Regions from separate parts of the Homo sapiens genome. Here region 1 is linked to region 2. A link is an interaction called in ENCODE POLR2A ChIA-PET data of the cell type or tissue named here. Cell type or tissue: Panc1. All regions are shown on one strand. Region 1 has its middle 25 kb from the start of IFIT1B. Region 2 overlaps FAS (Fas cell surface death receptor).

The links. ChIA-PET counts read pairs that join two places held together with the same protein. Peaks named below come from ENCODE experiments on the same cell type or tissue, not always from the same donor. Only the 100,000 strongest peaks of a DNase experiment are listed, where the experiment ranks them.
Region 1: POLR2A ChIA-PET joins it to region 2 with 8 read pairs; 3 of 35 experiments call an interaction of 5 or more read pairs at or near these places.

Annotation. Positions count from the first base shown.
Region 1 is chr10:89,351,347-89,355,346 of GRCh38, forward strand. It overlaps a transcript of LIPA not described here. Among named protein-coding and RNA genes, the nearest start is that of IFIT1B, 25 kb to the right of the region's middle. RefSeq lists an enhancer at 287-386. In Panc1, no CTCF peak of the experiment used is centred here; no DNase peak of the experiment used is centred here; H3K4me3 peaks cover 781 bases; H3K27ac peaks cover 1,891 bases.
Region 2 is chr10:89,001,042-89,005,041 of GRCh38, forward strand. FAS (Fas cell surface death receptor) reads left to right here. Exons shown (of 9, transcript NM_000043.6): 2 at 1,988-2,153. Among named protein-coding and RNA genes, the nearest start is that of FAS-AS1, 10 kb to the left of the region's middle. In Panc1, no CTCF peak of the experiment used is centred here; no DNase peak of the experiment used is centred here; H3K4me3 peaks cover 34 bases.

The DNA of each region.
Region 1 (4,000 bases), 350 kb after region 2:
TTTTCCTCTCCTACAATCATAAATATGTAATCAGCAACTGGATTTCAGATGGCCTAATCAGAGAAAAATCCAAATAGTCCAGAAAAGCCCAAAAAGTATCCATGACGATTTTATAAATTAGGGCTCCACAGAGCAGTGATTTGCAAGGATCCCAGAATCTGAGTTCTGTCCACAGAGCCTATGTCTGCTTTCAGTTCAGCACAACACAAACTAAGGCTGAAACCACCTAACAACAGGCAGCCACAGGTTTCAGTTTAGAGTCAGAACAGGCAATTAGAATATGTGAATTCTGGATTTCAAAGGAGACAGCTTCTTTTCTTCCTGCAGCAACAAAACCAAGATACTTTAGAGTCAGAGAGCCATGGTCCAAGTCCAAGGGACAAGAAATGCTTTCCCAGGCCCTTTTTATTTTGTCAGGCTTAGAGTCTTAATTGACCCACTCAAAAAATACGCGCATCACCCTGGAACATCATCAGCCTTAAAGATTCAGACATCTGACATCACAAGGGCTCTCTAGCAACTAAAAATTGATTTTTCAAACTCAGTGTGTCTCCATCTGGAGACAACGTCTGAGAAATAAAAATAAAATCCTAAGCCCCACAAGCAACTGAACATAATATACCCCCTCTTGGCCACGGGGACCCCAGGGAAACCTTAAAAACTGAGTGCCCGGCCACGATGGAATGTAAAGTCAGACACACCCCTTCCTTATTAATCTTTAACCAGAATTCTTTCCTAAGGAGTAAGCAGAAACCAGCTCTGGAAAACAAGAAATAGAGGACACATTCCTTTATTGCCTTTAGCCAATCATCTGAAGCCACTGCTCGACTCCCCCTCCCTCTTTGCAGTTTCAATGTGACAGCTCGCCAGTTTCACAAGGCAACCCTTTCTAAAAATTGACCTCTATCTCCAGTCCAGTTTTGGCCCAATCACAGAGGAAGGGCAGTGCGGGTTTTCATGTCCTCTACCTCACCTTTTGACACAAGAAGGCCAAAAACTCCACCCATGGATCACGCTAACACCACCATTTTTTGTACATATGATTCATGGAAAGGCACGAGGCTCAATTGCACATGTGCATATTTTCCCTTTCATGAATATTCATGACTCCTCCTATAGCTTATCGAATATGTGTATTTGGACACCTCATTCAGCAACAATTTTTGTCTTAGTCTTCCCTCCCACAAAGTGCCTGTGGCTTCTGGTTGGAGGCTATGCTTTCCAGCCTGTCAGAATGGCTAGCTTTGTAACTGCCCAAGGGTTTTTTCCTGCCCACTGCACAAAGACCATGCCATTGTGGTACAGAAAATTTTAATAGACACATGGAAGGAAAATAAATCTTGGGACCCCCAAGTCACTAAGCCAAAGGGAAAAGTCAAGCTGGGAACTGCATCAGGCAAACCTGCTCCCATTTTATTCCTAAATGAGATAACTACAAAGATAAAAAAAAAAAAAAAAAAAAAGCTACATACTTCCTTCACAATTTGTCCATAAGGAAATTCCTTGTGGGCCTCAATATCTTTACCCTAAAAACAGTTCTGTTGAATTTTACCCTAGCAACATAAACTGATAGCTTGTCTTCACCAGTACAGGACAGAAAGTCATAACTCTACTCGCCTGAGACAAATGCCTATCTGGTTGCTTCCTCTGCCCTATCGTTCATGTAAAACTGCCGATTCACTGAGACAGACTAAGGCATAAATTGTTAGAGTAGGTAGTTAGACATGAACAGGGCAGGAGAGGGCCTCCTCTCCTACCAGGCAACCATCAGGTGATGGTCAGGCAGTTGTTAAACCGTCCCTAAAATGATAATTGGTTGAAGCCAATGCCAGGGAAGGGCCATCTCCCAATAGAAATACCTGAAATTGGTAATCAGCACCTTCCAAGTAAGATCTCAGGAGTTGGACAAGTGGGCTCAAGCATGTGCACTAAGAGGCAAAATGGCAGAGTTTAACTGGTATATGAACTTCTTCTAGAACACTTGACTGGTAGGGAAACAATGCCTCAAGTGAGCATGTGCACAATTTCAGTAAACACACTGAGCATGCAGCCCCAGCCCCTCCCAAGTGCTGGCAGATCCCTGCACATGTAGACAGCCCAACCCAAGGGAAGAAACAGGGGAGAAATAACGAAAGACCCCAGAAGCATGCCAACTTGCAAACCCCAAGTCAAAGGTTAAATGAAATAACAAAAGACCCCAGAATTTCCTTGTGGGCAAATTGTGAAGGAAGTAACGAAAGACCCCAGAAGCATGCCAACTTGCAAACCCCAAGTCAAAGGTTAAACCATGCACTTGAATCTCTTAAGTTACCCACTTGGCCCTCTTTCAAGGTCAAGAATATAAAGCACACTGGGAGGCCGAGCCTGGCAGATCACGAGGTCAGAAGATCGAGACCATCCTGGCTAACATGGTGAAAACCCGTCTCTACTAAAAATACAAAAAAATTAGCTGGGTGTGGCAGCGTGCACCTGTAGTCCCAGCTGCTGGGGAGGCTGAGGCAGGAGAATGTTGTGAACCAGGGAGGCAGAGCTTGCAGTGAGCCGAGATCACGCCACTGCACTCTAGCCTGGGTGACAGAATGAGACTCCGTCTCAAAAAAAAAAAAGAATATAAAGTGCATTCAAGTACTTCACTTCCCCTTATTCCTGCTCTAAAACTTTTTAATAAACTTTCTCTCCTGCTCTGAAACTTGCCTCAATCTCTCTCTTTGCCTTTTCCCCTCAGTCGATTTCTTTCTTCTAAGGAGGCAAGAATTAAGGTTGCTGCAGAACTGTATGGATTTGCTGCTGCTAACCAAATGACTATTCCTCTACCCCACCACCATATATAAATTGTGTATTCAGTGAAAGGCTGATCAAAGATCCAAAAGAATGCAACCTTTTGTCTCTTATCCGCCTATCACCTGGAAGCTCCCACTTTGAGTTGTGCCACCTTTCTGAACCAAATCAACGTACATCTTACATGTACTGATTGATGTCTCCTGTCTTCCTAAAATGTATAAAACCAAGCTGTGCCCTACCTTGGGCACATGTCCTCAGGATCTCCTAAGGGCAATGTCATGGGCCATTGGTCACTCATATTTGGCTCAGAATAAATCTCTTCAAATATTTTAGAGTTTGACTCTTTTCATTGACAGACACAAGACTAGTCATGCCATGTAGGAGATGGAGTTCGTATTCAAGTCGTTCTCCTTCAAAGCTCATAAGTTAGAAGTTTTGTTCTTGTTTTTGTTTTTTCTGAGACAGAGGCTGACTGTGTCGCCCAAGTTGGAGTGCAGTGGTGCAATCTCGGCTCAATGCAACCTCTGCCTCTCAGGTTCAAGCAATTCTACTGCTTCAGCCTCCCGAGTAGCTGGAATTACAGGCACCCACCACCACGCCCTGCTAATTTTTGTATTTTTAGTAGACATGGGGTTTCACCGTCTTGGCCAGGCTGGTCTTGAACTCCTGACCTTGTGATCCACCTGCCTCGGCCTCCCAAAGTGCTGGGATTACAGGTGTGCACCACCATGCCCGGTGTATGTTAGAAGGTTTTCAAAGTGTGGAGGTGGCTAGGCTTGCTGCTGACTGGTTGGGCAAAGACAAAATCATAGACAGTTGAAGCTGTCCTCCTGCATGCTGAATTGCTTCTGGATGGGGCCACAGGAGGAGGATTGGTGGATTCAGGTGGGTCCAGGTGGAGCCATGGGTATCAGACATGCAAAAAACCTGAAAAGATGTGTCAAAAGGCCAATTTTAGGGTCCTACAATAGTGTTGTTATTTGCAGGAGTAATTGGGGAAGTTGTGAATTGTTTAACCTCAGGAATAACGGCTATCAAACTTTTATGTCTGCCCCCTAGTAGGATTCAGTCTCCGCTCCTCCCCACAGCCTAAGGGACTCTCATTAGCTTTACAAAAGTGGTTGAGTTTGGGGGACAGCCTATTACCATTTAAACTATAATCTAATGTCTTCCAAAGTTAGCTCAACCCAATAGCCCAGAAATAATTATGGGAAAGGCA
Region 2 (4,000 bases):
ACTCCGTCTAAAACAAAACAAAACAAAACAACAACAACAAAAACAAAGTAAAACCCTCTTCACTGTGATGACTCTAAAGCTTGCTTTTGTCTCTCTAAATCACAACAAACCGTTTGCAGTGTGATGCTGTGCTCAAAATTGAGAATTCTCACTGACTGTTCCAGGCATCTGTCTACTCATTCTTGCCATGCTGAGGGCTGTCATTTCTCACCACTGAATGCCTTTTTTTTTTTTTTTGTGCTTCTTTTTAAAAGTCTTTTCCTGTTTGCTTTGAACTTCAATAAAAACAGGGGGTAAGAAGGTAATATGCTTTTATTTTGTCTGTGGGGTTTTTTTCTTCCTTCTTTTGGTTCCTTTTCAGATCCTAGCTCATCAAGGCCATTTGCCACACTGACACTGGAATAAGCCTGAATGGGGGTCTATATTTCTTCCAGTAGTTAGTTTAATTCGGTCATTGAGCTGTTGCTCTATTTGTAACCGTCATGCTAGATCCGAGGGCTGACTATTCCTGAGAAAGTGTGGAGATCCTTTCAGACTGCCATGGTGCTAGGGCAGAGTTTCAGTCATTATCTTCTGTGTCTGCTAATTCTTGCATCATTTCTTCTACTCTGTAACCTGGTTGGCTATGAAAAGTGATTCTTCCTCACTGATGCTGCAGGCAATGGGTGAATATCCAATTGTTCTCTCAGGTTCTTGTCATCGGATACAAAGAACAAATTTCATGTGTCCCTGTTTCTGAGAGGTTCAAAGGGAGCAAATGCACAGATTCTAGCTTAGGATGACTTCCAGCTTCTAACTATTTGTCTGTGCATTCCATTTCCTCACCCCTGCGAGAGGTTGCAGTCATGGTAACGGCTGTTCTGAGAAATTCAGTGCCCAAACTGGAGGGAGGGGAACACAAACTCAGCTTCTTCCCAAGCTTCAGGGCAGGGCTGGCAAGTTTTGCCTTCCCCGCCAGCAAGAGCCCTGGCTTTAGGGGTCTTGCTACAGTTTTCCCAGACTGGAGGTCTTGGGGCTGGATTCTGGTTCTTAGCGAATTCTTGCCAAACACCTCCCCTTTCCCCAGTATCCATTTGTTTTGAAGGTTCTTTGCAGGCTTCTTGCCAATAATTGTCTTAAAACAAATGGAGTTGTTTGCATACCTAGATGGAGTAAAATATTTAGGAAACTATTCTACAAATATGAAACAGCCCAGATTTGGGCCAGAAGTCCTGGTCCTGAGTCTCTTGTTAGCCACTCTTAACTGTGAATTATTGGACAAATCATTTCTCGCACTCTGTGTAATCTGTCACCTGGGTACTTGATGATTTAAACCAGGAATTGTGGCCCTTCTCATAATACTGTCTCCTAAATATTGGGTGAATTTAGTATATCAAGGAGGGCAGGGCACTATACCCGTAGGGGACTCTCTCTCTCCCTCTGTCTCTTTGCCTTTCTCAGATATGCATCTTTGGTGGCAGACCTGGGGTTCAAACCACAGTTGTTTTGAAATTTCTCTTTCCTTCTCCACTATGCTCCCCCTCACTGAAACTTTAATAATAAAAGTAGCACACTTATTGGGCATGTATTTGTTATGTGCCAGGTTCTGTGCTAACAGCTTTAAGTGCATTATTCCACGTATTTTCACAACAAGCCTGTGAGGAAGAGGTTATTTCCACTTATAGATAAAGAAACTGAGACTTGGAGAATGTAAGTGATTTTACCCACAAACACAGGGCAGTAAGTGGGAGGCCCTGTTCACCTTAGAACACCTGGCTTCTATCATTCATGGTGCTGTTTCTAGTGTGGTTTGAAGAACCTGAGATCCAAACTGCTATACAAGTGACCTGCTGCTTTCTTGGAGAGAGAAATCTGAAAGACAGTGGAGCCCTCACATTGTCTTTGCCTGTGCACAGCAGATACTGCCAATTTTGGGTGGGTTACACTTGTTTACCACGTTGCTTACTTCAGAAATCAATAAAATTCTCTTCATGCTTTTATTTTACAGGTTCTTACGTCTGTTGCTAGATTATCGTCCAAAAGTGTTAATGCCCAAGTGACTGACATCAACTCCAAGGGATTGGAATTGAGGAAGACTGTTACTACAGTTGAGACTCAGAACTTGGAAGGCCTGCATCATGATGGCCAATTCTGCCATAAGCCCTGTCCTCCAGGTATGTTACACAAAACATCCAGAGATTACAGTGAAAGTCACAGTTAGGAGTAGCACATAGTAATCATGACTATAATAATTTTACAGTTTTTGGTTCCCCTATATTATATAACATAACTGAGAGAAAAACAACTATGAAATTATTTTCCAAAGATGAGTTTTATTTATATTTATCACGCTTATTTGATGTGGTTATGGATAAATTTAATTTACAAGTGACATGCACCTCTGAAATGAGAAGACTGGTCTATTTGGCTCCATTTTTTTCTAAGCAAAAATGACTCATTTGTGAATATGAAAGCTTATCATGTCAAAACTGATTAGGATCTACCATAACAATAGTGGAACTCTGAAAGCAAGAGACTTCTCCTCTTAAGGGATATGTCTCAGCACTTCCCTTCAATCAGAAGGTCTCTAAGAAAGCTGTCCTGGCACTGAAGCCTGCAAAATATATTTGCATTTTGCAGCTGAATAACTAGACGAATAAGAAAAGCAACAGGCAGAAACCAACAGCTTTTTTTTTTAAATCAATACTTTGAAGGGCAAACTAATTTCAGATCACAAATCCTTCAAACACTGGTAAATTAGAAGCTAAGCAAAATGCAATTGTGCAAACATTTCTTCAACTTTGAGTAGAGTTGAAAAAAGGAAAATAGCACATGGGTTCATGTGATAGATTAATAGAACAAAAAAGGACTGTAGTATGTTTCATGGTTGTCCTCCCAGGCTTCCAGCACTCAAGCTGTAAAACAGGATGGGTCCTGTTTGTGAAAAGATTCTACCAGTCTCCCTGTGCTTCATGTCCAGATTTTAATAACCGTTATGGAAAAATCTCCCCTATAACCCAACCCATTTATACTTAAACCCATTTACACTTAAATCTTCTCCAACACGAATAAAGAATGGCGTCCTGGCTTTATTATAACCTGCTAAACACAATCAATTTGCTCTATGAATTGAAATCTTTGTTCATAATTTTAAAACCTAAAATGTAAATTAAAATGAACAAAATATGCTTTGCACATCAAACTGTCAAGGATTTTTGTCTATTGCTTTTTCGGTTTTGCTTTGTTTTATTTTAATTTAAGAAGTGAATGTAAATTGTTACAAACTTTTAAGAAATACATTTGGATATATGAGTCAAAAATTTGAAAAAAAATTTTTTTTAACTTTTTTTTCTTATTATTATACTTTAAGTTTTAGGGTACACATGCACAATCTGCAGGTTAGTTACATATGTATACATGTGCCATGCTGGTGCACTGCACCCACTAACTCGTCATCTAGCATTAGGTATATCTCCCAATGCTATCCCTCCCCCCTCCCCCCAACCCACTGTTTATACTTGCTAAGATAGCAATTAATTTATACGAAAATACCCTGAGAAAATAATCAAAAATAAAGGAAAATATTGTACACATGATATTTCATTATCAATATGATGTAGGATTCCTTAGGTAAATTCTGGAATATTTAAAGACTGAAATAGTATGTATCAAAGTCATGTTTTCTGATATATTTCTAATATAATCCTCAATTATATAAACCTTCTTAAGTAATTTCCAACTGATCTGGCTGGATTAACTGATTCTCCCTGATCCGTCTATAAAATATCCTGGATGGCATCCAACCATGTTAAATACTCTTCCCACTTCAATTCCCTCTTGTTGAATTTTAGGCTTATCAATATCTAAGTTGCTTCCAAATCTGTTTATGCTCATTAGTGTTGTGATATTCATATGTAATTTGATTGAATATTGCATAAATTAATGAAATACAAATACAGAGAAAAGACAGATTTTATTTCTAAGAAAACTAGGTTGAGTGCTTTGGAGAATTCAATAAAGA